2 separate regions of the Homo sapiens genome follow, and region 2 is linked to region 1. A link is a loop called in an ENCODE intact Hi-C map of the cell type or tissue named here. Cell type or tissue: ascending aorta. All regions are shown on one strand. Links, peaks and the distances in the headings refer to the core of each region. The heading gives the core; the rest is flanking DNA. Region 1 overlaps NAV2 (neuron navigator 2). Region 2 overlaps NAV2 (neuron navigator 2).

Region 1 (16,015 bases), core at 8,016-16,015:
TCCACTGGCCTCAGATACAGTTGGTTTACTGAGCACCTAATATGTGTTAGATAAGGTACAAGATGTTTTCACAGAGATTATCTCATCTCTTCCTCAAAGAAGCCCTGGAAGTGTGGTGTGATTGTTCCCATATTACAGATGAAGAAACTGAGGCTTACAGAGGTTCAGTCACTTAGTGAAGTGGGAGCTTGGTTTTAAACCCATACTTCTGCCTCTAGGGCTTGCCTTTGTGTAGTTTAAGAGTGAAAGACTTTCCAGAAAGAGACCTGGAGTGAAGGCCTATCCTAGGGATGAGTTGCAGGCCTTCACTGTGCAGAGTAGAGGATGCCAATGGCACACTTTGCCAGAGACCCATTGAAACACTCCCCAGTGCCAGCTGTTGGCTGTCACTCCTTCCATCTCCCTGTCCTAAATACCTCCAGAAGGTTTAGTTCTGACACCACTCATGTGGGGCCCATTTAGAGAGACAGTGAGTTAGGGAACATGGCTGAGGATGGAGGAAGGAGCACCACTAATTGTGGTAAACCCATAATTAGTTCTCTGCTTATGGCTTCAATCAGTACTTTTAATTTAAAAGGTAATATCTGTGGATTTTTTTTTTAAAGATTTGTGACATGGGTATAAAAGGAATAGAAAACACTCATGTTTTCTCCAACCAACCTCACCCCACTGTCTCAGAAATCACCTCTATGAACAGTTTCTTGTGCATCATTCCAGAAAATTTGTACAAAAACAAGTATATTCAAATACATCTATCCTTTCTTTACTCCAGTTGGAATTTCACCATCCTCACCATCCTACAGAGGTCTTCTTTCATGCATCATCATCTCTTAGGCATCTCCTGACATAGATGTCAAATGCCTTCTCTTAACTCTGCACTGTAGACTATTATATGGCCATTGTCCTCCTGGTAGGCATTTTGGTTATCCTGATTTTTTGCCGTCATGAACAATGTGCTGATTACACCTCTATTTTTGCACAGTTTCCCATATAGGACTGTAAGATAGGTGGACTCCTGAAAGCATAATTATTGGATCAAAGTACATGCTTTTTAGATTTTACTAAATATTCCCTATCGCTCTCTAGCAGGGTTGTACTGTCACCAGCACTAGGAGTAGAAATGATCTCCACATGGAAGATGAGTCCAGTAGTCATGTGGGACAGTTGCTGAGAAGACATGATTTCAGAGGCACCCAGAAACTGCTCATGATCCTGTCCCCCTCAGGAATCTCCCCTTTCCGCCTGTCATGGTGTCTGGAATTCTCATTCATTCCTTGACCTGTGGCATTGTCTCCAGAAAGCTCAGGTGTTTATTTTATGACTGCATTTGCAAAAGACAAATATAATCCAGGCTAAATTGTATCCATTTCATCCTTCTGGTTTAAAAAACAAATTACAACATTTCCTTGGGCCCCTAAAACTATCTTGGCTCCTAAGCATTGTGCCTACTCTGCCTAATGGGTAAGTTGGCCCTCGATTTTGTCCCCAGAGTAGCCCTCCACACACCTGCTTCCCTACATGTTGTCACCATTCCTGCCCCTGGCTTTTGACACTGGAAAGGTGTAAAATACAATCTTTCTTGGGGGTAGCCGGCTATCACAGAAAGCGGTGGTCCCCAGCCTTTCTGGCACCAAAGACCCAGTTTTGTGGAAGACAATTTTTCCATGGACAGAGATGCAGGATATGGTTTCGGGATGAAACTTTTGCACCTCAGATCATCAGGCATTAGATTCTCATAAGGAGTGTGCAACCTAGATCCCTCGCATGTGCAGTTCACAATCGGGTTCACGCTCCTGTGAGAATCTAATGCCACCACTGATCTGACAGGCAGAGCTCAGGTGGTAATGCTCACTCGCCCACCACTCACCTCCTGCTGTGCAGCCCAGTTCCTAACAGGCCATACAATGGTACTTGTCCATGGTTCAAGGTCTGGGGACCCCTGACATAAAGCACTGGGCAACATTTGGATGGGATCAGGGCTGACCGTATTTACTAACAACTGCAGAATCCTGCAGTTTCCAAAGCATTTTTATCAACATGATTTTCTTAAAATATTATGCCCATTTTACAGATTAGGGAAATGAAGACACTAAAACAGAGAAGAGAAGTGATTTGTCCAAAACACAAAGCTAGTAAGAAATAGAATCATAGGGTCAGGTCAAATGCAGCCTCGGCCCACTTCACAGCTTCCAGCACAGTTAGGTTCTGCTGGATCTCATGATATATCTTTGTCCCTGAACATCTCATATGTGTGGCATTGCAGAAGACATGCTGACAGTGTCACATCCTGACAGGTGCACAAGTGGAGCTCAACATATTTGGGTGGCATATGGAAGCTAATTGCAGCCGTGGTTCCCAAATCTCTCCCCAAGTAACTGACTTCAGTATGCGTTTGTATGTTTTTTTTTAACTAGAGTAAATTTGATTGTCACACATGCCTCCAATCTTATTTTAATGTAAGTAGAGCATGATTGGAAATTCAGAATTAGACTGCCCAGCATTAATTACCTCTCAACTACACTTTTTATTTATGGAGCATGTTTACTGTCATTAATGAGGAGAACGCTAGAAGGGCATGGAAGGAGGATTGATCAAAAGAAGGTGGATTGAATAAGTAGTTATGGATAGGGCAATTTGAAATGGATTTATTCCTTTTTAATTTAAATTGTATCTGATTTCTGCATTCTGATTCTTCTAACCCCTTTGCCACATGCCCCCATGTTCTCTTTTTGAATCTTGCTCTCATTCACCTCGTATTGCCCCATCCACAGTGTTAATAAGATAATGTCCAGGATGCCCCCTAAAATTGGTACTCCTGATTGCAAGGGGCTGCAAGATTCTCTCATCATGTCTGTCCCGGCTTAAAAAAAAACATGAAGATTATCACTGTCTACCTTTTATTGAACACTCTTTTTTTAATTTTATTATTACTATACTTTAAATTTTAGGGTACATGTGCACAACGTGCAGGTTAGTTACATATGTATACATGTGCCATGTTGGTGTGCTGCACCCATTAACTCATCATTTAGCATTAGGTATATCTCCTAATATCTATCCCTCTCCCCTCCCCCCACCCCACAACAGTCCCCAGTGTGTGACATTCCCCTTCCTGTGTCCATGTGTTCTCATTGTTCAATTCCCACCTATGAGTGAGAACATGCGGTATTTGGTTTTTTGTCCTTGCGATAGTTTGCTGAGAATGATGGTTTCCAGTTTCATCCATGTCCCTATAAAGGACACGAACTCATCATTTTTTATGGCTGCATAGTATTCCATGGTGTATATGTGCCACATTTTCTTAATCCAGTCTATCATTGTTGGACATTTATGTTGTGAACACTCATTATGTCTCAAGTACTTTCTCACCACTCATTATTTTACCTCCTAATAACACTATTAGGAGGAGTAGGAATAATTATACCTAATATATAGCTGTGAAACCTGAGGCTTAGAGAGGTTGAATCAGTAGTTTGAAGTCACACAGCAGATATAGGAGTCAAATTCATTACACATTGTCAACACTGACTATGCCATTCTCACACAGGACAGTAGTCAGAAAGGGCTGAATGAAGCATATCGCCAAGCAACCAGGAGTGGAAGGGATCTAGGACTAGGGCTGAGTCTCAATGCTTGGACCACTCAGCATTCAATTTGCCCTTGCAGGGGAGGCAAATCTGCTTTTGTCCCATTCCTGGCGTCCTCTGCTCCCCCTGACTATCTTTAGGCAGTAGCATTGATCTGGTTTCAAGCTATTTTGGTTTTTCAAACTAAAAACTAAGCTGAGTTGGGCTACACTATTTACTTAATGCTTTCCCTTGGCAGTTATTTCCCTTCCAGGAAAGAGCTACTGTGTGTCATTTTCTCTCCTGACAGTGATCCCTTCTGGAAACCAGGAGCTTCCGGCCCAGGTAGAGACCTGGAAGACTTGGCCAGGCTGCTAGGCCTCTGTCTGCTGCCCCTGGGGAGCCTGCTAACCAAGTAGGGAGATGGTTTGCAGCCCAGGAAACCCTGAGCACATGGGCAGTTGAGCATGGCATTAGTGGGATATGCTGGGCATGTAGTGAGACCTTGTCCAGGCTTTGTGGGGAAGGCTCTGATGTCAAACGAGGCAGCTCTGAGGCTGTGGGCAGTGCTGACCAGTGGACTGGTGGAGGCAGAGAGATTGGATTTCCTTCAAAGCAAGTCACAGTCAATTCTCCCAGCTTGTTCAGAGGCCCTTATAGATGCCTGCATGTGCCCTGGGATTTTCACATCCCAGGAGACAGTGAGGCAGACCTGTTTACCCACATTTTACAAATTAGGTAACCAAGGATTGCAGAGTTCAATTAAGCCACTCTTATTTATCAAGCATCTTACTGTGATGTGAAGGCACAAGAGACCTGGACCCCACCTCCAAGGAGTATGAGAGAGGGAAAAAGAAATGTAGCCAGGCCACTGGAAGTGTCACAATCTAGGCTGGATTTGAATCCTCCCTCTGCTACTTCTCACTATTTAATCTTTTTTGAATCTCATTTTCCTTACCTGTAAACTAGTTATAATACATACACCACAAACTCCTCAGGGACAAGGGCCAGGCTTGTCTTGTTCTCCACCTAATCCCTGGCGCCTAGCATGGTGCCTGGCACAGAGTAAGGAATGCATATCTGTTAAATGAATGAGTAGACATTGTCATGAGTATTAAATGTAATGATGTGGGTAAAATGCTTACTTAAAGGTTCATGGGAAGCACTCAATGAATGGTAGTGTTAATACTCTGTTAGGAACGGGGCAGGGAAGGTGCAGGCACCTCACTTCACAGAGAGGTGCAGACCAAAGAGAAACAGGCTTGCAAGACAATGAGCATATCCCTCAGCCAGGTTTCCAAAACAGATGATGCTGCTGAAAGGTAAAGATGTGAGTGACCATGATTAAAGATATTGACAGGCAGAGATAGGGAAGAACTTGCCCAAACCACAAGGCTGGTGACTGGCAAAAGCCAGGGTTAAAACTTGGAGCTTCTAACTCTCAGTTTGTGTTGTTTCTGGGCCATTCAGAGGTCTTCTTGTACCCTTTAAAGTTTTACCAGCAGATTGTTTAAGCATCCTCTGTATGAAGCTCTTAGAATTTCAAATGGACTCTTATTTTTAGAAGCAGCATCCCACTGAGCATTTGACAGTGATCGATTCATTTCCCAGTTTGTTTTTTAATAAGCTTAAAGGTTACTGTTGATAACTGTTTATAGACAGTTAATGTGGTACTTGCAGTTCCTGATTTCTTAGGCCTGGGACTCACTGCGCCTTCAAGATGCTGAAACCAAGCAAGGTGTGAGGAGTAGGTGGGGGCATCTCCCTCCCAGATTTTCCTCACCTCTTCAAGGCTGTCATTCACAACTCCAGTCACTGGCTGCTGCAACGTTGTTCCCAATTTGACTAAAATGTCGTTATTTTTTATGATGACTTTATTCTTTCCATCATAAGCTGGATGATTAGGAGCTAGAGGCAGCCAGTAATTAAGCTCACCTGTCAGAGTTTAGATTCAGTCAGAATGAAACACATCCTTTAACTTCCCCTTTCATTTCCCTGGATGTCAAGACGTCTGAATTAAGCTCCTTATGGGAACAATATCTGACCCAAAAATGTTAGGACAGGGATTACCGAGATGGAAATTCGGTTACGTTACCTACTTGTCATGACTTAGAAGGGCTGTGAATTCTCAGGCTGCTTGAGAAAACTACTCATTTGTGAGGAGAATTGAGTTCCAAACCATAATAGCTAGTGGAAGCAATTTCTGGGATCACAGCATTCAGACTTGATATTCATTTGTCCCCTTGAGAAGGAATTCAGGCTAGAGACTTTCACGAATAAAAGTGCAAAGTCCACAAAATCTCCTGGTGCCGTTTGTCATCTGCGGAGAGGCCTGCCTCACGTCTATGGCTTTGAGGGAGCAGAGCATTCAGATACTTTGTTTCTGCTGGTGGGCCATTTGAGCCAATGGCTAGATGAAGCTTTGTTCTTGACTCTTGAAAATTATACTCTGATGTACTTCAAAGGGATTCTAATGAGGACATTGGAAGCACAAAGAATTCAGCTTTGCAAAGTCAGTTCTCAATTCCATAAAGTTCGGCATTACTTGATTTCTCTAACGAACCTCTTCGCTCTCCCTTGCCTGTGTCTGGGTGAGGATTGTCTTAGAGGACATTGATCATTTTCACCTTCATTTTCCATTTTTGCTTCTGGTATGCTCATCTCACCCCCAGTTTTATCAACAGCTCCTCTGCATTCTTTTCTCTCTTCACATGCAAGGTTTGGCAGAAATGGCCTTCGTTTCTAAAATGTTGATTAAAGACATTTTCTGAAAATCTATCAGTCCCAAACCTTCTCACTTATACACATCTTTTTCTCTCACAACTGCCATGTGTCTCATTTTCTCCCCAGGTATTTTTCTGTCGTTCCCTTGACCTTTCAAACAATGCTTTGGCCGTTGCCAGTAAAGAACTCACTCAGGCTTGCTGTCCTAGACTCTGAACACATCTGCCACCTCTGTCCAGGTAGTTTTAATATTAGTGAGATATGGCTAACTCTATCCCACCTTCCTGCTGCCTTGGGAGCCCTCACCCACTCTGTTAATGCTGCTTCCAGAGCATTCCCCAAAGTAGGAAGTTATAGAATGTCCCGTGTGGAAGGGGCTTTATACTGAGTTCTATCTCTCACTTCAGATAGAGTAACTGAAGACCAGAGAGGGAAAACAACTTGCACAGTCACAAAAGGAGGCAGAGACAGAGTCAGAATAGGGTCCCAGGCTCCTCTTGGCCCTTTCCCTTTGAGAATTCATTTCTATACACAAATGCCACACAGGAATTCAGGATCCTTATTGAGTCGGCATTGCTGCTCTCATTTGTGGAGCATTAGCTATATACTATACACTGTGCTAAGTGCTTTTTATGTATGCTTCATCTGATTCCCACCAGGTACTCTATAAGATGAAATCCATTTTGCAGATGAAGACACTGAGGCAATGGTATGCTGAGGCTGGCTGGTACTATCTCTTGAGAGCCAGTTGTGTGCATCTCTTCCCAATTTCACATTCAGTGACATCATGTTGCTAGCTAAAAATAGACTATAGCAAGAGTATTTACACCATGGAAATTGGCAAATGCTACAAATCAGAGCATTTCTTTATCCCCTTTCCTCCCAAAGAAGATCCAGTTTCCCAGCGCACCACTTAGCTTACATATTAGCTAAGCAGCTTACCCAAGGGCACACAGCAGGGAGGTGACAGAGCTGGGACTTTTATCCAGGGCTCTGACTTCGGAGTCTGAGCTCTTAACCAATACTCATACTGCTAGTCAACAAGGACAGGTTTTCAGTGACTCATTTACTCTTAGACTGGAGATGATGAGTAGGAGAAAGCAGCTGCCAGGGGTCTGGTACATAGGATGGTAGCAAGGTGTGGGGTACCCATATCTATAGAGACCGTACCCCGCCAGCTAGAGAAGGATGCCCCCAGAAGTTTTCCCAGATCTCACTCCACACCAACCACATCAGCTTCCTTACTGTTTTCCAAGTTTTTCAAGCATGCTCCCAACTCAGGGCCGTTATTGTTGTTCCTGCTGTCTTAAATGCTTTTCCACCGATAAACACGAGCTTGCTCCTTTACTTCTTTAGTATGTGTGCTCTTTCTTGACCAACCCATCTAAACTAGCACCCCAATATTCTCTACTCTCTTCCTTTATTTTCATAGCATGTATCACTACCTGTTTTCAAAGCACGTATTTGCTTTTTGTCCTTCTCTTTCAGTGGAATGCAAGCCCTGTGAAGGTTGGAGCTGTCCCTGTTCACTGTTGTAGCTTCAGAGTAGAGAGCAGAGAGGGATTAGATAGGAAAATAAGTGAATCTCAGCTGTATTCTACTCCACATGCCACCTTTCTTAGACTTGACCCAGGTGGTCAACTACTAGCTCACACATTCACCAGTAAAGGCAAAGGGCTTTCTCCTTGGTTCTGTGATCTCGTAGGATCTTCAAAGTCTAAAACCATCTTCTTTCCACCTTGGAGCCTCTTCTTTCATGTTCTCACCGTCCCTCTGAAAATAGGCCAACAGTCATATTTGTTGGTGCTGATTTGCAGACAGATAATAGATCAAACATTTTCAGAAGGAACCTTTGGCCCCAAGAACTAATTACATCCCCATCTTGGAAGGTGACTGTCCCTGTGTCATTTAAACTGTGTAAGAGAATGGTGGAGGCTGAGTGTGACCTTTGGCAAAGCCCACACGAGGGTACTCAGGGAACAGCCAGCAATGGGAGAAGCTGCAGTGAGCCCTGGCCTGGGTACCTGTGCACTTATTTTCACCTGGAGGGCCACACTGATGTTGTTTCCTGCATTTCTTGGGTCATGTCCAGCAGTAAATGCATAATCACTCTTACATACCCATGCACATATACATACACTCAACTTCCTTTCTCATTTCAAAAATCTTATAGAAAATGTCAACCATAGGGATGGGAAAAGGATGATTAATAATCACCTGCAATCCCACCCCTGAGATAAAAATTGTGAATATTTTGATCAATTTCCTTTTAGTCATTTTTTTCCTACTAATTAACATCTGTATATTTTGTGACCCATATTTTTAAAAACTTAGTACATCATGAACACCTTTTCATGTCATTAAGGATTTTTATACACAGTCACTTTTAGTAGCCAGAAAGTAGTTGTATGAAGGTACCATGATTTGTATAACTCATTCCTGACCATTGGACAGGAATGTTGTTTCCAGTTGTATATTATCACAGATAATACTATGAGGGGATTTCTCATTGGTAAGTATTAGACAAACAGTGGTTATTCTCATGGTTATTCACTTCAATCATTGTAAACTCAATGCCATGGACTGAATTGTGTTCCCCCAAATTCATATGTTGAAGCCTTAATCCCCAATCTGATGGTATTTGGAGGTGGGGCCTTTGGGAGGTAACGAGGTTGAGATGAGGTCATGAGGCTGAAGCTCCCATGATGGCATTATTGCTCTTATAAGGAGATGAAGGTATTAGACTCATTCTTTCCACCATGTGAAAATAAAGTGAGAAGACAACTGCCTGTGAATCAGGAGGAACACCGTTACCAAGAACCTAACCATGCTGGCACCAGATCTCAGACTTCCAGCCTCCAGAACTGAGAAATGAATGTTTCTTGTTTAGGCCACCCAGTCTACGGTATTCTGTTATAGCAGTCCAAGCTGAGTAAGACACTCCCCACTTCATGAGTCCTTCACTTGTACTTATTAGAATGGTACCTTCATCTTGACCATGATTTTGCCTCTAGGCCTTTGCATATTCTGTTCCCTCTGTTTGGATAGCCCTTCCCCCTCAAGCCTCTTTATCTTATTTCCACAGATTTTTTCTTACCACCCCCACCCAAGCATACATTTTTTTATATTTTGATATCTCTGAAATGGGGATGAATTGAAGGGTCATTATGCATATTTGTGGTAGTAAGTCATAGACTGGAGACATAGAATTCCTCTTCATTGTCTAAGGCTCAGCCCAGGCAGTTCCTCTTTGGGTTTAGGCTCTCTTCTCTGGGTTGCAGTAACCTCCAGGCTACTCTGTCATTGCATTAGTCAGACTATACTGTATTTGTCTGCTCATTGGTCTCCCCCTGCACGAGGACCTCCTTGAGAACAGCAAATGTGTCTTTCATTCCTTTGTCCCCTGCTCCCAGTAGCCCAGGCTCCAGGACAGTTGCTGAAGTCAGAACAGGTGGGGGTGGACCCAGCCCCTGATTATCTTCTGCCCTCTCCACTAATAGGCAAATTGAATTATTTCCTCATTCCAGGCCCATGGAGAGCTCCTTTAAGGAGCCCTTGGCGGGTGGGGCAAAGCATCTCACCTGTCCCAGCTTTGAGGTTAATGCCCATTTTAGGCCATGATTGGTGTATTTATTTGCTCAGAGGGAGGGTGGGGAGAAAGCTTGGTGGGTGGAGGTTTTGGTAATTCATGCCCGCATGACTATAAGAGAGCTTCCAGGAAACCACGTTACCAGCATAGCAATTGTTTTCACTGCATTTCAGAATGACATTCAAGAGTCAACAGAAATGCTTGAATTTCAACTTTACAAAAGGGCTTGCTAGAGATATCGCCTTTCCCCTCTGTCCCTTTTGCTTAGTCCAGGATACAATGACCATGAAAAAAGTTGGCCATTTGAGCTTTTCAATGCCCTTCCTCCCAACTTTTCCCCTTTCCCTACCTCTTTCTGGGCCTTTCTCTTTTTTCTGAGTTGATATTCCCTTATCTTCCTCTGCATGACTTTTAACTTTGCTTTTTATTAATTAACTCCAGAAGGAATAAGGTGCCTGTTACATGGGAACACACTGCACAAAGTTGGGAGAAGGGAAGATCATCCTTTCTGGCTGGGAAGGTGGGTAAAGGCTTCGTGCAGGAGGCAGCTGATTCTTGAAGGCTGGGTAGGATTCAAACAGATGAAGAAGTGGTGAAGGAAGAGGATAAGTCATTCCAAGCCTAGGCAGGAGCAAGGCATGGTCAGGAAGGTGAGGGCTGAGGCTGAAGCAAACATTTATTTATAATGTTTACAGACTACCTGCAGTAAGCTGGCAACTTTCTTAAGTGAGTAAACCAGATGTCACTCAGGTCCCTGGTTCTCCAGCTCATGTGTCTGCATGGGCTTTCTTCATTTTTACCCCATGACAACAACCCAGACTCTAAACTCAATACATTTACAAGTTTGAACCAAAGGAATCCATGATTATAAAAATATTGGTACCCAATTTAGATTTGACTGGTTATTTTGTAGAGGACATGGAGGATTGAGCTCATCTTGTATACTTCACTGCAAGCAACTGAAAATATCCATTAGAGGTTTCTGTTTTCTCAGAGAACTCCCCTTAGCCTACCGTGGTATGGAGGAGTGTTGCTGTCTCCTTCCCTCGCTTACTTCCTTGCTGGCCCTTTTCTCTCCTGGATTCTTTCCTGTGAACTCTGCATTCCTCACCCTTTGTTAGCCAACTCTTGCCACCGTCACCCACAACTTGCAAACTACAGATCCATTGTGTTAATCGACAGGATCAATGATCCAGATCATTGTGTCCAGATCATGGCCCTTGGGATCCACTCTTCTGCAAGAGGTTGATTTAGCTGTACTTTCCAAACAAATGCAATGTCTTCCCCAAGAAAATTCTGATGGCGAATGTAGTCTCCCTGTTGTTACGTGTACATTTTCACATTCAACTCACCACAACAGTCCTTCTAATATCTTCATTTTACAGAGTAGACAACTAAAAATAAGAGAATTGGCTTGCCCAATGTCACACAGCAGCCAAAATGGTGGAGGTGAAATCTGAACTCTGTCATTCTATTTTTTTAAAATGTGTAAGAGCTACATCCCATGCATGGACTGTGAGGAAGGTGACTTTGATGGAAGAAAGGCTAGACATGTAGGTTGTGACCTGTATTTGTTTCCTATGGCTACCATAAGAAAATACCATGAACTGGTGGCTTAAACCAACAGAAATTTATTATCTCACAGCTCTAGAGGCTGATGAAAGTCCAAAATCTGGTTGTTGGCAGGATTGGTTCCTTCTAGAGCCTCTGGGGAAGGACTCGCTCTATGCTTCTCTCTTAGCTTCTAAGGTCGCTGGCAATTCTTGGCATTCCTTGGTTTGTAGATGCATCACTCCAGTCTTTGGCTTCATCTTTACATGGTGTTCTTCTCTTCGTGTCTCCTGTATCTTCACATAGCCTTGTTATAAGGACACCAGTCTTTGGCTTTGCAACCCAATGTTGTGCTAAACTCCTATTATTCTCAGTAGGGAAGGCACCAGGTTCTAGAGGCCAAAGAAGAGACCCAGAGCCAGCAAATACGATATGGAGTTTTATTAGGGACTTACCTACAGGGCAGAGAATCTGGTGGCAGCAGTCTGGACAGGACAACCACCTTACATATAGAAATGGTCCAGCGGCAGCAGGCTGGACAAGATAACTGCACAGCCTAGTGGTGGCTGGCTGGGCAGGAAAATCACAACTGCTTTCAAAAAGACTGTAGTTTCTACATCACTTAACAGCCTCCCCTTAATGACCTCCACGTGGCAACTTTCATTTAACCTAGAGCTCAGAGCCTCAATCTCCTGTACAGCTCTTGTTCTATGGGACGGGATGGGGGCTCAGATGTTCCTCATGGGCAAGGAATGAATCTGTGGGTTGGTTACGTCTGGATTCCCTGGCTCAGAACGCACATTCAGGTGTTTCTGCCAGACAAGGTCATTCTAAGGGTATGCTTAAATTATTGCTATAAGGGGCACTTACCCTACACCCACCCTAATCCAGGATAAACTCATTTTAACTAATTAAATCTGTAAAGATCATAGTTTCAAATTAGGTCATATTCTGAGGTTCCAGGAGGACATGAATTTTTGGCAAGACATTATTCAGACCAGTACAGGACCAGTTCATGAAGAGTCTAGAAGGTATTACCAAGAAATTTGGACTGCGCGCAAGGGGCAGTCATGAAGGGTGACTGAGGGAAAGAATAACCAGAGTCAACCTGAAACCCCCAGGAATCTGATTGGCTCCGTGTTCTTTCTTTCTCACCCAGCTCCCTATGCCTTGTTGCTTTATTAAGGAATTAAACAGGGTGGGCGTCCATCAGCAGATGAGTGTTTTTTGAGAGTGGCAGCCTTTTCTTCTTTTTGGAAACTTTGCATTTGCCTCTGTTGTGCCTTGGACTAATCAGTATGCCGCGTGAAACTATTTAAAGCCTGATGCATTAGTCACAACAAATCTGCTCCTGCTGGGAGTTAAAAAGGCTGATCAGGGCGCCAGTTTCTTTTTGGTGAGCACAGTTTGTTTTTCCCGTTACTTCATTTGCATCCAGCCCCTTGGATTTCTCGGACTTCACGCACAGAGCCCCTTTCCTGAATTGCCCCTGGTACAGAGAGAGCTGCCAAGGCCTGGTCAGGCCACCTTTGAAAACCTTTCTGAGGACAGAGGCTGAGACAAGGCCAGGGACCAAAACAGGAGGGGCTGCTGGGCTGGACTGAGCTGGGCTGGGCTGGGCTGATCCACGGGGAAGACCCTGATGCCCAGAGAACACACTGTGCCAGCTGGAAACTGTTGATAAAGCCTGTGGTGACCACTTCAGCGCCCTGCTCTGACCTTTTCCCATCTAATGTGGGGCTATTTTAATGTTGTTTTGAAGCTGAGAGAGCACCAGAACCTTGGGCCTGCTCTCCTGGTGGAAACCACAGGCTTCATCTGCCTTTGTGGTGTTGCCAAACCCTTGACTGTCCTATAAGGGAGCGGGCTTGAGAGTAACACAGTTGGCCTCAACGCGTGTGTGGAGGCCTAGGGCTCCTGTTTATTTTTAGCAGGAGTACTCAAGCAGCATGGCAGAGTTTCTCCATACTGCCTCATAAGGTGTCCTCAGATTCTGGGGCTGCAGGTTGCACAAGAGAGCAACCCTGGGGTGGTGACAAGAAGAGAGTTTGAATTTCTGAATTAAAGGCTTTTGCTCCTCTGCCTCGGGTTAACTGTGTGACCTTAGGCAAGTTGCTTGACCTCTCTGAACACCAGTTTTATCAGCTATAAAGTAGAGTGGGTAATTCCTCTTTATCGTAAGATTCAGCAGCATGAACTAAGAGGATTTCTGGGAAAGTGCTTCATAGGCTGCATGGTGTGTGATGGGAAGGTATAAGGGACATGAATAGCCCTGTATCTGGTGCACAGTAACAGCTTACACTTATTGAGGGTATGGTATGTGCTATACATTGTTCTGGGTACTTTTCATGGATTGTCCTATTTAATCTGCACAAAAGCCCTAAGAGATACTGTTATAATCTCTATTTTACAGATGAGGAAACTGTGGCTTAGAGAATTTATTTGCTGAAGATCAAACAGCTAATTAATTGCCAAAGCCAAATTCAGACTCTGCAGCCTGCAGTCTTACCCCCAGTCTCTTGGTGCTGCCTCTCTCAGTGTCATCATTATCATTACCATCATCATTGCCCAGTTATTGGAACCTGGTCTTCGACAAACCCCAAAAATATTATACATTGTCTCTAATCCTCACAGCAGCATCATAATATTAACTCATTGTAATATTTACATTGTGGTGTAAATATTATCCCCTCCACTTCATAGATGAGGAATGTTGAGAATAAAGGGTTTTGTTCACTCCGTTTATTGAGCACCTACATCTCTATTTGAGGCACTGGGACACAAGAATGAACAAAACAGGAGGGTCCTGCCCTCATAGAAAGTATATTTTAGTGTGAAGGAACCAGGTGATGTAATACCTAAGCACAGTAATTTCAAGTAATACTAAAGGCAGTGAAGAAAATAATGTAATGTGACAAGTGATGGGTCAGGGAAGGCCTCTCTGAGGAGGGACTGTGTGAGATGAGGCTTGAGTGGTAAAAAAGAGCCGCATAAAATGTATGGGCAGTAGAGAGGGGCTGAAGGAGCTGGAGCTGGCGAAGGGTGGTGGTGGACCAGAGGAGCAGGAAGCAGCGACTGTGATTGCAAGTGGGGTGACTTCGTTATAAGAGGCAGTGCGGGGGACCAGGAATCCATCCCCACCAATGTATGGAAGGAGACATGATGGCCAAGGACAGGCCCAGGTGACTCAGGGAAGGGTGAGCTGAGCTGGTGGGCAGCCCCAGTGGTGGGTGAACTGAGCAGGTTGCAGGGGAGCGGGGTTCAGGCTTGGGGCCCTGTGGAGCCCTCTGCTATTTTGCTGCAGTGCAGTCAACTGACCTGGGGGATTGTGGGTTCCCTCCACGCCAGCTCGGGCTGGTTGTGGTGCTGGTGCATGGGGGATTGATGAAGCTGGCAATCGCCTTGTGACTAGACCCAGCTGGCTGCCAGAAAGGGAGCCAAAACCTCACCAGGGAGGCAGAGCAACTGCTTCTGCCCTTTTCCACAACCCCCAGGAGGTCATTGATCTTAATTAATTATCCCCCCTGAGGATTGTGGAGGAACCCTCCTGTCTACAGAGAATTACTGGTGGATATTCTAAAGAACCGAATAAGATCCCCACCACCAACTTCTGTCTTGAGAGAAAGAAGGTGCTTCTGTGCAATTGATCAGAATGAAATCATAGAACTTTGGATCTGAAAGACACTTTTTTTTTTTTTTTTTTTTTTTTTTGAGATGGAATCTTGCTCTGTCAGTGGCACAATCTCAGCTCACTGCAAGCTCCGCCTCCCGGGTCCACGCCATTCTCCTGTCTCAGCCTCCCCAGCAGCTGGGACAACAGGGGCACGCCGCCATGCCCGGCTAATTTTTTTGTATTTTTAGTAGAGACGGGGTTTCACCGTGTTAGCCAGGATGGTCTCGATCTGCTGACCTCGTGATCCGCCTGCCTCTGCCTCCCAAAGTGCTGGGATTACAGGCGTGAGCCACCGTGCCTGGCAAGGATCTGAAAGACACTTTAATGATAATCTTGTCTAACACACCCTAACTTTTAAGAAGAAACTATGGCTCAGGTATTGTTTGAATTTAGTGTTAGGAAAAATAGTCGGTGAAAGTCTTTCTGGGAAAAAAACAAAAACCAAACAAATGCACTTTTCCTGTCTTAGTAAACAGAATAAATCGATTGCTTGGTCAAAGAGAGGCCAGGAACAACATGGAGCGGGGCCTCTGGTGCTGGGTACTCCTGGGGTTGGCTCCCACATCAGGTACTACTTACTAGCTATGTTTTCTTGGGCAAATTGCTTTAAGTCTCTAATTTCTCAGTTTCCTGTTTGTAAAATATAAATAATAATGATATCCACCTCATGGGGTTTTTTAATGTGAACTGAAAAAATAATATATACAAAGTGCTCATCACATCCTGAAGGATCATTATTCAATGAATGATTGCTGCTGTTGCCGTTTGAGGCGCAGGTGCAGAAGACACAGATGAGTGGTGTTGTGGAGCATGTGGAAATGCTGGGGGTGGGGGGTAAGGTGGTCTACAAATGGCACTGCCGTTATCTTGAGCTCAGCCCTCCATAGCATCCTTCAAAGCTGATTTTTTTCT
Region 2 (16,015 bases), core at 4,239-12,238, 58 kb after region 1:
TCCATTTATTTGAAATATCTAACCATGTTTATCTAGGTTCTTCAAAAGATAATCTTGAGGAACGCTTGTGTTGTGGCTGCTGGGACTTTACCAAACGTACTTCTCATCCCCGCAACATCCTTCCAAACCAGAGCATTCACATCTCCATTTCACAGAAGAGAACACTGAGGGTCAAAAGGTTAAACTGCTATCCCAGAGTCACCAGGTCAGTTCATAAGTGACAGAGCCAGAATTCAAACCGACTTCTGCCTAGAATCAAAGCCTGGATAATTTCCATGAAACCATGCGTGTCTGATTTCTGAACCTGGAATTTCACTACAGAGGTTTTTATTTATTTATTTTGTCCCCTGATAGCTCAGTCACTTGGAGTTAAGTAGTTGATTGAACATGCAATTTTTAAAGCTCATTCATGCTGAATTTGCTTTAGTGTGGTAGCCAGTGTTCCATCTTTATAGAGTTTCTTTCCCACACTCTTATATGAAAATAAACAAGGCCCTAAAATGTCAGGCAAGATTCCTTCTGGCTTTGTAACCTAATGTATTTTATAGATGGTTGAATTCTCCAGTGAACATTTCATTGGAAAATATTCCTTTCCTGACTTCTGTTTCTCCATCAAAGGGATATTACATTGTAAGTGATAACTATTTCTTAGTGGCCTTGACATTGCAGTTCTGTGTAGGAAATTATCCTGCATCAGTCACTTCTGTTGTCATCAGATTCCTTTCATCTCAAGTACCTGCATTTCTTCAACTTAAAATTTGGAACATGATCAGGCCTGGGGCCAGGGAGATGGAACCTCTTGATCTCTCATATCAGTGTTGATTCTTAGAAAGAAGAAGGTATGATGATTGATAACCTGGTCTTTGAAAGCAGAAAACCTTGGTCGAATGTCAGCTTTGCTTCTTGTTAACTACTAGACCTTGGCCAGATCGTGTCTCTGAATTTCAGTTGTTTTATTTTAAAGTGGAGATTCATTTCTAAAGAGGGGATGGAGAATTTCTTTTGGTATTCTCATAGAGGCTTTGTATGCTGATGCTTTGGTGAATTAGAAAAAGCAATGCTAGAGACCCTCCTTTTTGGGGAACACTTAAGCCTCGCTGTCCCACTCACCATATAATAGATTTTCTAAATATCAAGAAGTAACTTGGGTGTCAGTGAAATGCCCCTCTTTCCTCTTTCGGAGATAATTATCTATATATCTCTATGTAGAGTGTGATATGATAGCTAACCCTGCCTGGGCATCAGAATCCTCTTGAGACCCTTGAAGGGAAAAGAAAAATGGGCATCCAAACCTACTGACTCGCACACTTCAAATATGAGGCCCAGGCATCTGTGTTTCTTAAAAGCTCCCCCAGGAACTCTGATGCACAGCTAGAATTGAGACTAGTCATGTAACCAGCATGTGGGGCAAATGTGATGTGTGCATTGCGGACAAAGCCCGTGGAGTTTTCCTGCCATGGGGGTAAATGCGTTAGCAACCCATGGCCTTTCTGTTCATTCATAGAAAATCCCATGGTCATGATAATTTGCAAAGATAGTTTCACATGACAAATTAGAATATCCCTTCCACAATACAAACCAAAGCTCCAAACTGGAATTCTGGTCAGAACCCTGAAGCAGGAGAGTGAAAACAGCCGGCCTCCTCCACCCTCACCTTCCTGCTCCACCCCCAGGGAGCTACACAGAAGACAAAGATGCTTATTTAGATGCTGCCTTCTTGAGCTGGTTTCCTGTTCTGCTAAAAGCTGGGCCTTTCTTTTTTGGGGCACATTTAGGGTCCCTTTTTAGAACCCAAAATGCACCTATGTGCACACTCTCTCCAATGAGACATTTGAATTCCTTGCCCCAATGGTGGGGGCTGCAGGCCAATCCCAGCCTGGAACCATCCCTTGGTGCTACCACTGAACCATCAGCCATGCTCTTCTCTCTCCCTCTAGATTCTCAGGGCAGGAGTCAGGCCCCAGGCCACAGCATCCCTAACTGCAGGGATATCCACTGCAGGCTCCCCAGTGACCCCACTGAAGTTCTCACCCACCCACTAGGTTTGATTGGGTGAGCAAAGGATGTGCTCATAGCAGTGTTCTCCAATGATAACCTCCTCTCAAAAAATTCTCTCTCTACACGTTCACCTGTTTTTCTATCCTCCGTCTGATACAGCAGGAAAAGTCGTGAAACTGACTCTTTGATATTCCTTGAAATTCTGCATTTTGCATATTTGTCCTGTGCTTGCTTACTTTGGTAACCACTAACTGTGGTATTGGTGCCTCAGCTTAAGCCAACTTAGGAGTGGCCACTCTGTCATGCTGAATTACCTTCATAGTGGCAGGTGGCTGTCAGGTGAGATGAGCTTGGTATTGAGACCTGGCTATGCGTCCTTAAGCAAGTGTTTTAACCTCTCTTAAAAACAGGACTAGTCACAGAAACTAAGTCTAAGATTGTGAGGATTAAATGTGGCAAACACATATAAAGGACTTAGTGTGTGGCACATAGGAAGTGCTCAGTGGTACCCATTATCCAGCCTCAGTTCCACTAAAACTCCAGCCATCTTAGCTGCCCTCTTTAAAACTTCATTCACTGAGGGGCACCAGCTGGAGAGGGGTTGCATCACCACTCCATGGGGGAACACTCCTCTAGCTCAGTCAGCTCCTGACTAGGAGCTGTCAGAAGCCACCAAGGAAAGGTCCCATTGAGAACTGAGCACAAAAGCGGGGTCACAAGAGCTAACTGAATTAAGCAAGTTATCAGGCAGTAGAAAATGCAGTTAGATTTGCATCCATGAAGCAGATGGTCTGCACAAAATGATTAAATTAGTTTTATTAAGTTTGGAGGAATTAATTTGTCACTTTATTTTTTCTTTTATTTATTAAAAAAAGAAGAGATGTGAGTTTGTTATCTCTGGCAAAAGAGATTTATAGCAAGTTTATCTGCTAGTGGAAAACAAGAGTTATGGTAGGACCTTAAAAAACAATTGTCTTTTTATTGTCTATTAATAGTTGGTACAATTATGTAGAATGTGGCCCAGAGAATAGAAATGCTGCCACCTATTGCTGGTAAAACCTGGCTTATGTTTCCAGTCATATGGGGGATATTTTTTTCCCCTTAGAAATAAATCTTCACTTCATGGGTTATTGAGTATTTAATTCATTTTGGAGACATTTTTTTGCTACTGGTGTTCTTAGGATCTGATGTTTTCTAGTTTATTGATTATTAATTACAATGTCTTACATCAAGTAAACTTGAGGGAACCTCTGGCATTTTTGAGTCCTTCTTTTAATGGTGAGGAAGAACCAAATGCAGAATCTTTATCTAAAAACAAATGGGAGCTTTTGAGTTAGAGCTCAGGGTTGTTAACTGGAGATTCCCAATACTTATTGTTTGGGCACAAATAGTTCTTTCATGGCCCTTTTGAATGGATCAAAGCAAAACCTGGAGTTTTGAATGGCTTCTTTTTTGTTAAGTCCTTTTATCCTGAACAGTTACTAATGAGTATTCTAGGAAATTCATGCATGCAGGAAGAATTTCTTGTGCATAATAACTAGGGTATAAACTTTATATTCACATACCCATGTATGTTGTTTGTGTGTTTACACACACATGAGAGTTTCTGAAATTTTCTGATCTCAAATCAAACATCAGGCTAGCATTCTGCCCTTGAAATGGCTAAATCCACATGTTATCCATGGAGGATTAAGAATTGGGTTTTCAAACCTGGTTGCACACCATAGTCAACTATGGAGCTTTGTAATTGTTCTTTTTTAAAAAATAAACTTTAAGACTAGATTTAATTTTACAGAAAATTTGATAGTACAGAAAGTTGCCATATACCCCACCCATTATTAACAACTAATATTCACATATTAGTTAGTGAACCCATGAACCCACACTGAAATATTATCAACTAAAGTCCATACTCTATTCTGATTTCCTTAGTTTTTACCTAATGACCTTTATCTGTTTCAGGATCCCATCCAGGATACTACATTTCATTTAGCTCTCATGCATCCTTAGACTTCTCTGGGCTTGACAGCTTCTCAGACTTGCCTTGTTTTTGATGCTTCTAATGGTTTTGAAAAGTTATAGTTAGATATTTTGTAGAATGGACATCATCGCTATTGCCCCCCAATTGGGATTTGTCTGATGCTTTTCCCCTAATTAGACTGAAGTTGTAGGTTTTGGAGAGGAAGAACACAGAGGTAAAGTGACATTTTTCATCCCATCCTATCAGGGTCATGCTATCAACATGACTTGCTAATGTTTATGTTAACCTCGATCACCTGGCTGAGATAGTGTTTGGCCGGTATCTTCACTGTAAAGTTACTCTTTCCCTTTTTTCCATGTTTTACTCTTTGTGCAGCCCACACTTAACCTTGAGAGCAGAACATCTACATACTTTATTTGAAATTCTATTTACATGGAAGATTTTTCTCTTCTATTTATTTAGTCAATCATTTCTTTGTGGCAGTATCAATTATTTCACACTTTGACTTATAATCCAATACTACCTTATTTTGTTGCTCAAATTATTTTGAGCTTGGTCAGCTTTGGCCATTGGGAGCTCTTTCAGTTGGCTCCTGTGTCACTTTGACATACTCCATCATTGTGTTTTGGAGTGGGGATATATGCCTACATTTTGGCACTATACTGTGCTCCAGGCTTATTTTAAATTCTTCCTGCCCCAGTCCAAGAATCATTTCTCCAAGGATCCCTGGTTCTTTTGGTTGGAGAATGCTATTGAAACCAAGATCAGGGGCTAGATCTGCTTGTTGCTACTGGGCTGTTGTTATTTTTAGAACTTTTCAGCTGAAAGAACAAGGATATGTACACGTATCTACGAATATCCTATCTAGATTCCTTTACGCTGACATGCTATATAGATCAGTATGTAATTTATACTGATAAACTATACTATAGTTTATAAACTGAAAGCAGTTTTTAGTTTCTATAGAGTCTTCAATTCTAATCCATTACCACATGGCTCATCCTAGCCTTCCATCTTTGTTCATCTGTAAGCTTTCACTCCAACAGTGAGAACATCCTGTGAAGCTTGTTAATAAACACACCTGGGCCTGGGCCTTATGGCCTGAGGTTGAGGTAGATGCCCACCTGGGATTTTGGCATCTGTATTTTAATAAGCTCTACACAGATTGAACTCTCCCAATATAGGCTGTCACAATGCCATATATTTCTCCTTTGTACCTTTTGTCACCGTTTCCCTTTGGCATCTTTTTATAATATCTTTATTTGACATCCTTATTTGATTAATATCTGTCAACTCCCTCAAGACAATAGGCTCTGTGTCAGTTTTGCTCATCATTCTGTCCTCAGAAAGGGTGCATTGTAGGTATTTATTAAATATTTGTTGAATGAATGGGTGGAATGACACACAGCAACACTGAGGAGGAAGAGAAAAATGTGTGTGATTTATCGAACTCTTCCTACATGCTAAACGGCTGTCTAGTTGCTTTCTAAATATTATCCAGTTCAGGGATTTGAATCAGGTCCGGCTGACATCAGAATCCACACCCTTTCTGTTGTGGAGTTCCTGCTGGTAGGAAGCCTCTTGTCTTCTGCTTTGCATGTCATGGGCTCTCCTACTGGACTGGATGGAGCTGTGTGGGTGGCCAAGGAGGAGGTCAGAGGGGGAGAAATGGCAGCACCCATTTAGAGTGTCACCCAGGCCTCATTAGGAAATTGACTCCCATTTGGTTTGGGAAGGGGGGTGTTTTTTCCTGCCTTTTCATGCTCACAATGAAGGTGACATTGATTTACAAGTCAGTGGGTTGGAGCAGGGAAGGGAGGCTTCTATGGGTGGAAAAGATCAATTAAATGATTATCCCAGCTGCCACACACTAATGCCTTTCTTACTGAGTTTCAAAATCAGGAAGCAGAAGGTTACCACATTTAGCCTTTTACAGGAAATCTAATTGCCAACCTTGTGGTGCCAAGGTTTATTAGATTGGGAAGAGTTGCTCTTAGTGGCTGGCAGTTTCTGGCATGACAGAAAGCTTTCCACTGGCCACCTGGAATTGTAAATGACTGCCTCCTCTTCCTTTTTGCGTGCTTTTGCTAAAGTTTTATGCAGATAGCCTTTTGTGATTTTTATCTTTTTGTGATTTTTATCTGGATTCTAGGGGGATGGTACTTAAGCTTGGTAAGCAGTCAAAAAAAATATTTATTCAATTCCTACTATGTGCTATGCCCTGGTCTAGTGGCTGAGAACTGCAGTGGTGAGCAAAACAGATACGCGTTGTCTTTAGAATCCTTTGCCTGGAATGGTCTTCCTATGGCTTAGTGGTTCCCAGACTGTAGTATGCATGAGGACCACCAGAATGCTTGTTCAAACCCAGTCTGCTGATTATTTTTTCCATCGCCTTTCCATGGTCCTGTCCACATTGAAAAAAGGCAATCTCAAGAGCAGACCAGAATTCAGTCCAGCAAGCAACTCTTGCACAAATTGCACGGCTAAGCTGCCACCCCCCACAATTTCTGATTCAATAGGCCTGGAGTGGGGCCTGATAATCTGCATTTATGATGAGTTCCCAGGCCATGCTAATGCTGCTGGTCTGGGAGAACCACCCCCTGAGCCTTTGCATGGTTGCTCTCTTCTTATCAGTTGGGTCTCTAATCAAATATTACCTGCTTAGAGAGGCCATTCTTGATTTCCCAACCACATTATCCCTCCACTCCTGGCCATTCACTCTCTAATGCATCTTCATAGCATTTATTATTCTCTAATATTAGTTTGCTTATTTTTTATTACCATTTTGTCTCTCTCTCCTACCTCTCATCCTCAGTAGAATAAAGCCTCATGAGAGCACTTCCTTAGACACTGTTGAATCCTCTAAGATTATCAGAGTACCAGAGTATGTGCTCAATAAATACCTGAATGAATTAAATAATTACAAGAGTAATGAGTCATATGAAGGAAAGACCTAAGATGCCTTGGTAGTGTAACAGGTAGACCTAAGGTGGAGCAAAGATATTGCATTTCATCCTACTTGGAGCAGTTTCTAGATGTGGCCTTAACACCTGATTTAAACACTGCATACCAGAGTTTTGTCTTCAAGGTTACAGGCTGTGGGATTTGTCTGCGATCATAGCAGGCCACTCTGGATTTGCTTAGTTTTTCCATCGCCTTTCTATAGTCCTGTCCACAATGAAAAAAGGCAATCTTAAGAGGAGACCAGAATTCAGTCCAGCAAGCAACTCTTGCACAAATTGCATCATGAAGTTGCCAGGCCCCTATCTCTGAGCTTGGCAGGAGGCAAGGCCTGAAATTTACTTCTTCTAATAACCTTCCACCTGAAGCCTATACTCATTCCCTTGTTGGAATCTGGAATCCGGCACCCATGCCAATGTCTCGGTAGCCTTTTCATAACCTCTACAAAGTTGAATGAAGGCTCAAACTCTTCTTTGCAGGAGTGAGACCTTTCGATGAAACATGTAGATTCCTCTCCTGCACTGGCCTTTTAGAGAAATGTAAGGGCAGGCACTGTTGTTTTTTCTTTTCAACAGAGTCAAGCAAAAGATGAGGCACATGGAGGCACCATGCGACTAAAAGCTCTGAGGATGATTGTCAAAACCCCACTGGAGGAGTTGGAAAGCATGTAAGGTTTTGCTCTTGTGTGGCCTCAGCAGCCACTGCCTGGTTCAAGTGAAGTTTGCACAGTCCCTTGGCCTAGAGCTTCATGCCCAGCTTTTGCCAAGCGTGGGCCAAGTGGGGGAATGATTCCCCAGGTTTGTTTGCCTGGGGCAGCCAAAGAAACAGTGATTTATTTCCCCTGAGTGTGTCATGAAAATGTAAGCACCGAGAGTTGGATTATTTTGGAGGGTGAGAATTTGATGGGGGAGATGGAGATGGAAGAATTGCAGCAGTTTGGAGTCAGGGCTGGGGGCCAGAGGGCCGCCCAGTGGGTTGGGGTAACATAAGCTGCCGCTATTCAGGAGGTGGCCTGTGTAAGAAAATCTGACCACAGCGGGTGCGTGACTTCAGCTAAAATTAACCTTGGAGGCTTCACACGCTTCCACAGTGCTTTGAACTAGACACTCCCAGAGAGGGCATGGGACGTTGACTGCTGAGGACTGCGCTGCTGCTGTGGGTTGAGCCATGCCTGTAAGCATCAACTTATGGGTTCCCGCTCGGGGTCAAAGTCGGGATTCCTGTGACCATTATAAAGTGGTAAGCAACCTCCAGGGATGTTGGCAGGGTCTCTGGGGAGAGACAATGAAGTTTATTTGAATTGGACTTGTGTTTAGAGATGGTTTCAATTTATTTTCTATGCAGAGCAGAGACCACGAGCCCTCCAAGCAGGACTTTCATCTGTGGAAAGCTAGAAGAGCTAACTGCCACCTTTGTGCTGCTTTTTTGTTTCATATGTCCGCCCAGGGTGAGGGCTGGGTGGTGTATTTTTAGAGCAGGTAGAGAAAGATCTGTCTGGACATTGTTGGTGGCCTGAGAAAATACAACTGCATAAACCAAAGGCCAAGCTGAGGAAGCTGAAATTGGGAAGGTCCTGGATGTCAACAGGTGTGGCAGGTTTCGCTTGTTTTCTTAATTGTGGGCCTCAGCAGGTGCAAAAGAGTTGGAGGAGATGCCAGGGAGTACTCCTGAGGGCTTCATTGAAGGAGGGACTTGCTTGGGGGAAACTGGAAGCAATTTCCTGTTCAGTGAGACCCATGGATGTCCCGGGAAGGGCCCACTGCCCTCTCCCTCCCCTGGCCAGGGTGACCTGAATGGTATCATTTAAGCTGGAAGGCATCTGTACCCATGGCTTTCCACTTGCTGCCGAGAATCCATTTGGGAGCATGCATTCACAGAGCAAAAAGGCAAGATGCATTTTTATTCCTTTATGCCTCCTTAACCTTCAGACAGTTACTGTAACTCAGGGGCTAATGGCAGTCCTGGTGCCTGCAGCTGTGTGGCGCTCTGGTTTTACAATCAGAATGGCCACTTTTTTGTTTGTTTGTTTTGAGAGAGTGGATCTCACTATGTTGCCCAGGCTGGTCTTGAACTCCTGAGCTTAAGCAATCCTCCTGCCTCAGCCTTCTGGAGCAGCTGGGACTCCAGACTTGAGCCACCATGCCCAGGTAGAATGGTCACTTTGATGTGGTCAGAGGCAATGGCTTTATGACAGAGAGAGAACCTTCTTAGCCTATTCTTCTTGTAAAAATGCTGTAGTTTACCCTCCCCTCCTAAAACTTATCCTTCTCCCCCACCTATCTAACCCAACTTCCTAGGCAACATTAGCATTATTAGGTGGCTTGGCAGGTGCTTATTTTCTAGGAAAGAGTGTGCTTCTCTTATCTGCTTAATGCTTACTCTATACAGCTGACCTTGGAGTGATCTATTATAAAAACGTTTAAACCCGCAAAGCATTTGCTTTGGTGAGCAGATATTCTGTGTGGCCCTTTATGTACAAAGATAAGAACGATGTGGGTATGAAAGGTGTAGGGAAAAAAACCCCTGCATGAAGATACGTTTTCACACAGTTTTGAGGTCATTTTCCATGTGAGCCACTTTACTGAGTCCTCTGAGTATTTGATATCCTCTTGTTCCTTCATCCTCTGGGTGTGTGGCTCATTAAAGGTGGAAGGCTGCTGGGATATTGGACATGTGTGTCGTTTGCTCTAGATGTGTAGCACTACCCAGGCCAAGCACAATTAATGGGGATGTCCCTGAGTTCTCATTATTATTTTTAACTCCTGGGGTCTAGGCTCACTGCCCTGTGGAAGAGATTTCTTTTGAGATAGAATGTTAAAAATAGACATTTCAATAGGAGGCAGCTATTGTATGTGGTTCTGAAGTTGGATGAACACATCTTATATGCCTGCATGGGAATTCCCATCCCATGCTGGACCTGGGTGATTAGACATAGAATTCAAATTCCCATCTTCATAGGAACACAAGGCTCCTTCCAGTTCCATCCTAGAACTTCTTCTTCATCGTGGTCATCTGAATGACCTGGCCTGATTTTTGTAACTGCCTTGTGGCATAAAGATGACTGGACTGAGTTGGAATACCTGGTCTGTTAGCTGGACAGATGCTAACCTTGTCCAGCTGGTATCTCACTGGCTTCATCCATGCAATGGGGAGAATGCAAGCTGCCACCGCCCATGTTTCCCAGGATTGTGGTGAGGCTCAGATTGGATTGTATTTACAAAAGAACTTTATAAATGGTAAGCACTGCAGACAGGAGGCAGAGACAGCACTGTTGTTAGGACTTTATTATTCTTCTTGAGATGAATCAATCAGGGCCTTCTTCCAGGACTTTGGAGAATAAATAGTATCTTTGTGCAAATTGTTCTTTTGTGCTCTGGGCCAGGTTGTCCCCTGGGTAGAGGAGACACCCCTTCTTTCCTAGGTGCCAGCTTGGTGTTTGGTAGTCTTCGTAGTAAACGCCTAGTATAATAAAAATAATAAACATGAAAAACCCGAGATGCCCTCAGGCCTGAGAGCTCTGACATCTGGGCTGGAGAAGGGCCCGGGGCACAACGGTCATTTCCACTGTGGCCAAGTCTCTTGGCCATGGAGTTGCCGAGAAAGGAATGAGGCTCCCAAATGGGGAAGGAGCAGGCAAGCGCATTCCTAGGGCCGGGCAGCGCCAGCCACTGCTGGGAATTGCCTGCCTTCCAGAGTTTTTTAAAGCCTTTGCTACACAACTTTCCCACAAGTGACACAACAGTCTTTGCCAGGTTCTGTGCCTCTCTGCCCAACGGGCTGGAGGGCCATGGCCATTTATGAGAATGTCAGATCTTCTCTAGTCCCTCTGTACCTTCCTTCACCCCTCTGTCCGTTACCCCTCCCTGAGTACTTCTGCAAGTGTGCTCATAGGTGCTTCACATTTTTTCCTCATTCAATTCTTCATCTAAGTTGGTGCAGTAGATGCTATTATGATCTCCACTTCACAGATGAAGAAGCTGCATTTGAAGAGTTTAAGTGACTTGCCTGGACTTGGATACATTAGCAGAAAATTCAGGGAAGTTTATGGCTATAGAATAACATCAACACAGAATATCCGCCCTCCTAAGCAAAAGCTTCCAGGGTTTAAACATTTTGCAATTGATCATTCTGAGGTCAGTGCTTTATGGTCCATTGTTTGTGGTTGGCATCATTATGTAAAAATATGTAAATATACCTATAATATCTATTATTTATAAACAAAATCTAATTTTCAGGCCCTTCCGCCTCCCTCTTCAGGTGAAACCAGAGGAGGCTCCCACCACCTTTTTTTTTCCCCTCTGTGCCTTCGGTCACAGCCCCTTATGCAGAAAAAGGGACTCCACCTGGAGCCCTCTCTGGATCTACTTCTCCCAGATAAATCAGTCGGCTGTGTAATCTTTCAGGAAACCTGACCCCTCATCTCCCAGGGGAAATCCTTAAACTACCCACCACCCCACTGCTCAGGTTTCTTGGGTAAGAAACATCCTCAAATAATCACCACGAGTGCACACAGTTTGCCTTTGGTGTTGGGAATTTTAATAAGCAATGTACACCTTATATAGCCACTCACCTGCCCTGGTCTGAATGGCCCTAAGAAAACAAAAACAAAACAACAAAACAAAAATCCTTTACCATTAAAAAAAATCTCCCAGGCTTTCCAGAGTGATTATATAGCCTCACATCAGTCTCCTGGGGTTAAAGCATTGAGGATCCCATTGGAAATGTAAATGTTTTTTGGGAACTGTGACTCACCTTTCTCTGCCAGAGCTGTGTGCCTGGGACCTAGTAAGCCCTGATGGAATGGAATGTGGGTCAGGTGAGTTTTGATCCCCAAGTCAGGCAGAGACAGTTAGGTCCAGTGTCTGGGAATGGGGGAACACCTGGAGCGGGGCTTTTGGGACGCCTCAGTGGGTGATGAGGTCCGAGTTGGGGGAGGGAGGGCCTGGGCAAATTGAGGATGGTCAGTGTTTGGGAGACCAGTGCCAAAACCAAAGACACTCATGTGAAAGGAGGGAGGGGGTGGCCAAGAGGGCCTTTGAGCCAGCAGTCCTTGAGCAGGTGCTCTGTAACAAGCACGCTGAGAGGTCCTGCAAAGGGAAAACTTGAGCTCATGCTCTACCCACTTGGCCCTGTAAATAAAGCCGGGTCACTCTCTTAATGGGGAGTAACTGAACCTTGGCTCCAGCTCACTTGCTCCTGTCCCTTCACCTACTAGGAAGCGGAACTTGGCACCTCTTGTCCTTTCTGAGAAGGATTCCACTTGCCCTAGAAAGCACCAGTAAGAATACAGATTGCACTGGAGATCTCCAAGGGGAGAGTTCGGATCGTATTCAGTCTCCCTAAAGGCCCCTCGATCTCATCTCCAAGCCTTCTTGCCCACCCAGATAGCCTCTTTGCACCCCACAGGCTTCCCAGCTCCAGATCTTACCTCTCTCCCTGAATTCCCTTTTTTTCATGCAAAGCATTTTAGCACAGTCTACTGCCCCCTAAATTTGCATACTCTTACCCATCATTCTACAAAACAAAGAGATTTCCAGTTTGGGGGAGGGGTAGGGGTAAGGAGGGAAAATAATAACTCATGTTTTTTTCCTGTCCCACCTGTGTGTATTTAGTGATTTTTTTTTTTTTTTTTTTTTTTTTTTTTTTACTCCATCTCACCTGTCTATACTCAGTGACGTTTAACAGTTGGCTCTCCAAGGAGAAAAGCCTGATAGGTAGTACTTGCCAATTACCATGGTGTAAATCCTTCTACCAAGACTGATTTTAATTTACCCACTCTGAGCTGGGAAGAGATGTACAGTAGTGCATTATTATATAGTATTTCCCTCATACAGATATAATAGGTGTAAATAATCTCATGACCATAAACAATAGTAAAATACAGTAAAATAATTAGAAAGTGATGAGTTTTAAATATTTACTATCACTTTAAAAATATAATTTTAAGTTTATATAATTTAATTATTAAAATAGTGGCTGTAGTTAACAATCAGCTCCAAAATTTACTGAAAATGTTACAACCAACTCTCTTGAGCCAGTCCATGCCTGCCCTGGCATACCACTGTATGTGTGTTTGTATCTTTGAAAATAGCACTTTAGCATCCACCGTCGGGTGGGTCCTACTACCAAGCTACTGAAATTGTCTCATGGCAGTGTTACTTACCAGTGCCTGCTGTGGGCCTTTTGCTATGACTGGTCTAACAGCTACATGAAATATGTTGGTTTTATGGACTTTATAATCTAGGCAGTGAAGGGGAACATACTTATTCATCTGTCCCACCCATTAGTCCATCTGTCTATTTGTGCATCCCCCACCATTTAATCATTCATCTCTTTTTTTCCACCCACTCATCCACGCTTCCATCCATCTGAACATTCACCAGTCTGTTTACCCAGATCTTCCTCCCTCCCTTCCTCCATCCATTTTTACTTTCTTCCCTTCATCCATCTACCCACCCACCAGTAAATCAATGAGTGCTTGTTTATCACGCTCCTGTAGTGAGTCAGGTGTTGTGCTTGTGTTTTAAATATGTATAAAACTTGTTCTCTACTCTATAGAAGCTCCTGATTGAGAGAGATGTGAGTAGTTACAACAGCCAGGATAAAGGCAGATGCAAAGTGCTTTCAGAGGTGAGAAGAAAAAATGAGTAATTCTGTTAGGAGTAGGCAAGCAGGTTGGGAATGGCTTTACGGGGACTGACATTTACTTTGCTTTTCAGATTTCAAGTGGGCATTTCCTAGGTGGTGGGGGAAGGGCACCCTAGGCAGAGAGGGCAGCGTGTGAAAAGGCACAGAGGCTGGGGAGCCTGTCCCACAGGGTTGTTTTAATTGCCTTCTCTGAACTCCCAGTTCACACAGAAGCCTGGCAGGCAGGGTTGGCTTCTAGGAGAAGGGGGAGTTCTGCTAAGTGGAGGGGACCAGGGAGGCACATGGGACCAGAGAACCTGCCCATAGGGACTGAGGGTTAGAGTAGCATGGAACTGTGGTGTGAGGGATGCCACCAGCTGATGCACTTGAAGGCATTTTTTAGGGACATGGAGATGACGGAAATAATGAAAGGAAACTAACAGTAAAGGCACCACCTATGTGCTAAGCACTTTACAAACACTGAGTCCCCACAATAGACACATTAGTCTTTACAACAGATAATAGAGTATTATCCCATTTTACAAATGTGGAAACTGAGGCTTAGAGAGTGGTGGATTGCCCAAAGCCACAAAGCCTCAGTGTAGTCTGTGTCTAAACATGTGCAGAGTTCTGCGGATCTAATCTCTCATTCTATCCCCTCAACAATCCTGAGATGTTAAGCAACCTGTCAGACGTCAATCAAGACTCCAAGGTCTTGGCTGGGCATGATAAGGCCAGACGTCCTAGGGAGCCTGTGCCTAGAAGGTGGAGCTGAGGTGTTTGGCTGGATGAGGACAGCTGACAGTCCCTCTGTCTGCAGTCTGCAGGTGAGGGGAGCTATGGAAGTTTGAACAACTGGATGGAGGCTACGACTTAAAAGGTCAGTTTGTGACCAGACCAGAGAGAGGCCTTGTAGTGGCCCAGGTTCTCACTACCCACTTAGGTGTGGCTGCCCTGTCAGGCAGTGGCACTGATTGATGTCTGCTGTCAATAAGTGTGCTTGCAGCTGCTCCCAAGCCTTTCTGCAAGGGCCTGATTGCCATCATACCAGAGGAAGCACTTGGAAGGAGAATGCATCTGATTAGTCAGTAACTAATGAACACAGGGAGAAAAAACACTTGAAAAATTCCTAGCAGGGCTCTGACATTTGGCTTTCTGGCAGCTAGTAGAGATTGTGGTTAAAAGTTGTTCAGATCTGGGTTCTAAGGTTGGAGAGAGTGGGAGGAAGTGCTGTAGAAAGGGACTCAATTTTGTTCTGAAGTGACCAGTAAGAATTCCAGTTTTCAGCCTCACTTGGACTTATTTGATTTTCCAGGGAGTTTACAGGGAGAGCTGGAGACATATTTTGCCGTGGTGAGAGGTGGTAGCCGTGAGGCTGGTCAGCTTGAGTCAGAGGGAGCTTCACCTTTTATTAGCTATGTGATCCTGTGCACCTTAACCTCTTGGAGCCTGTTTTCCAGTATGTAAAATGGGGCTGATCATCCATTCAACAACTGTTTAGTGAACACCTACTATGTGACAAGGGCAGCTCTAAATGTTTGGTCCTGGCGTATTGGAGCTGTTACTCCAGTGAGTGAGAGATTGTAGATGAGATCACAGGTACAAAACACCTGGCACACAGTAGACAGAAGCACAGACTTCCTAGCACATAGGGGATAGTGATCAAATGAGGAAATGAATAGGAAAGTACTTTCTATTATATGAAGTATGAAACGGGGCATTGAGAGGAAGATCGAGGGCCGGGCGCAGTGGCTCACGCCTGTAATCCCAGCACTTTGGGAGGCCGAGGCGGGCAAATCACGAGGTCAGAAGATTGAGACCATCCTGGCTAACACGGTGAAACCCCGTCTCTACTAAAAATATAAAAAATTACCCAGGCGTGGTGGCAGGCACCTGTAGTCCCAGCTACTTGGGAGGCTGAGGCAGGAGAATGGTGTGAACCCGGGAGGCGGAGCTTGCAGTGAGCCGAGATTGCGCCACTGCACTCCAGCCTGGGCGACAGAGCGAGACTCTGTCTCAAAAAAAAAAAAAAAAAAAAAGAGGAAGCTCGTAGGCACTGAATGTGGGTTATCCTGAGGTGTGGATGAAGCAGGCACCTACACCCTCATCCTTAAAATATCACCTGTTTCTCCCAGCACGTTCACCAGCCTGGTTTATTTTTTTTAAAGGCATAGTTTCAAAACCTCTGGAGGTGCTGTGTACACCCACCTGTGGCTTGTTCATGTTCCCATCAGACAATGTCACCATTGTGTGGCTGTGGTGCCATTCACAGGCATGACCCAGTGTCTGCTGCTGCATGGGGTCCCAGATCAGCCTTGCACACCACAGACTGGAAGAACTGGGGGACTTTGCCCCTGAGTGTTTCCCTACTTGGATACAGTCCTGCAATGGTAACTCATGTTATATTGGCATTTTTGTTTTTGCTACAGTGAGATTGTTGTGAAACTA

The links. Hi-C counts contacts between places; a loop is a spot of excess contacts. Peaks named below come from ENCODE experiments on the same cell type or tissue, not always from the same donor. Only the 100,000 strongest peaks of a DNase experiment are listed, where the experiment ranks them.
Region 2: it touches region 1 in a loop (2.2-fold over the local background); 14 of 110 quality-filtered maps call a loop at or near these places.

The regions. Positions count from the first base shown.
Region 1 is chr11:19,743,976-19,759,990 of GRCh38, forward strand. All of the region lies in intron 1 of NAV2 (neuron navigator 2), which reads left to right. Among named protein-coding and RNA genes, the nearest start is that of MIR4694, 8.1 kb to the right of the region's middle. RefSeq lists enhancers at 3,442-3,943, 13,040-13,592. In ascending aorta, for the core only: no CTCF peak of the experiment used is centred there; a DNase peak (open chromatin) is centred at 13,016; H3K4me3 peaks cover 957 bases; H3K27ac peaks cover 7,341 bases.
Region 2 is chr11:19,805,677-19,821,691 of GRCh38, forward strand. The region is part of intron 1 of NAV2 (neuron navigator 2); the gene reads left to right. Among named protein-coding and RNA genes, the nearest start is that of MIR4694, 54 kb to the left of the region's middle. RefSeq lists enhancers at 15,450-15,950, 15,951-16,015. In ascending aorta, for the core only: a CTCF peak has its summit at 8,856; a DNase peak (open chromatin) is centred at 10,575; H3K4me3 peaks cover 790 bases; H3K27ac peaks cover 4,290 bases.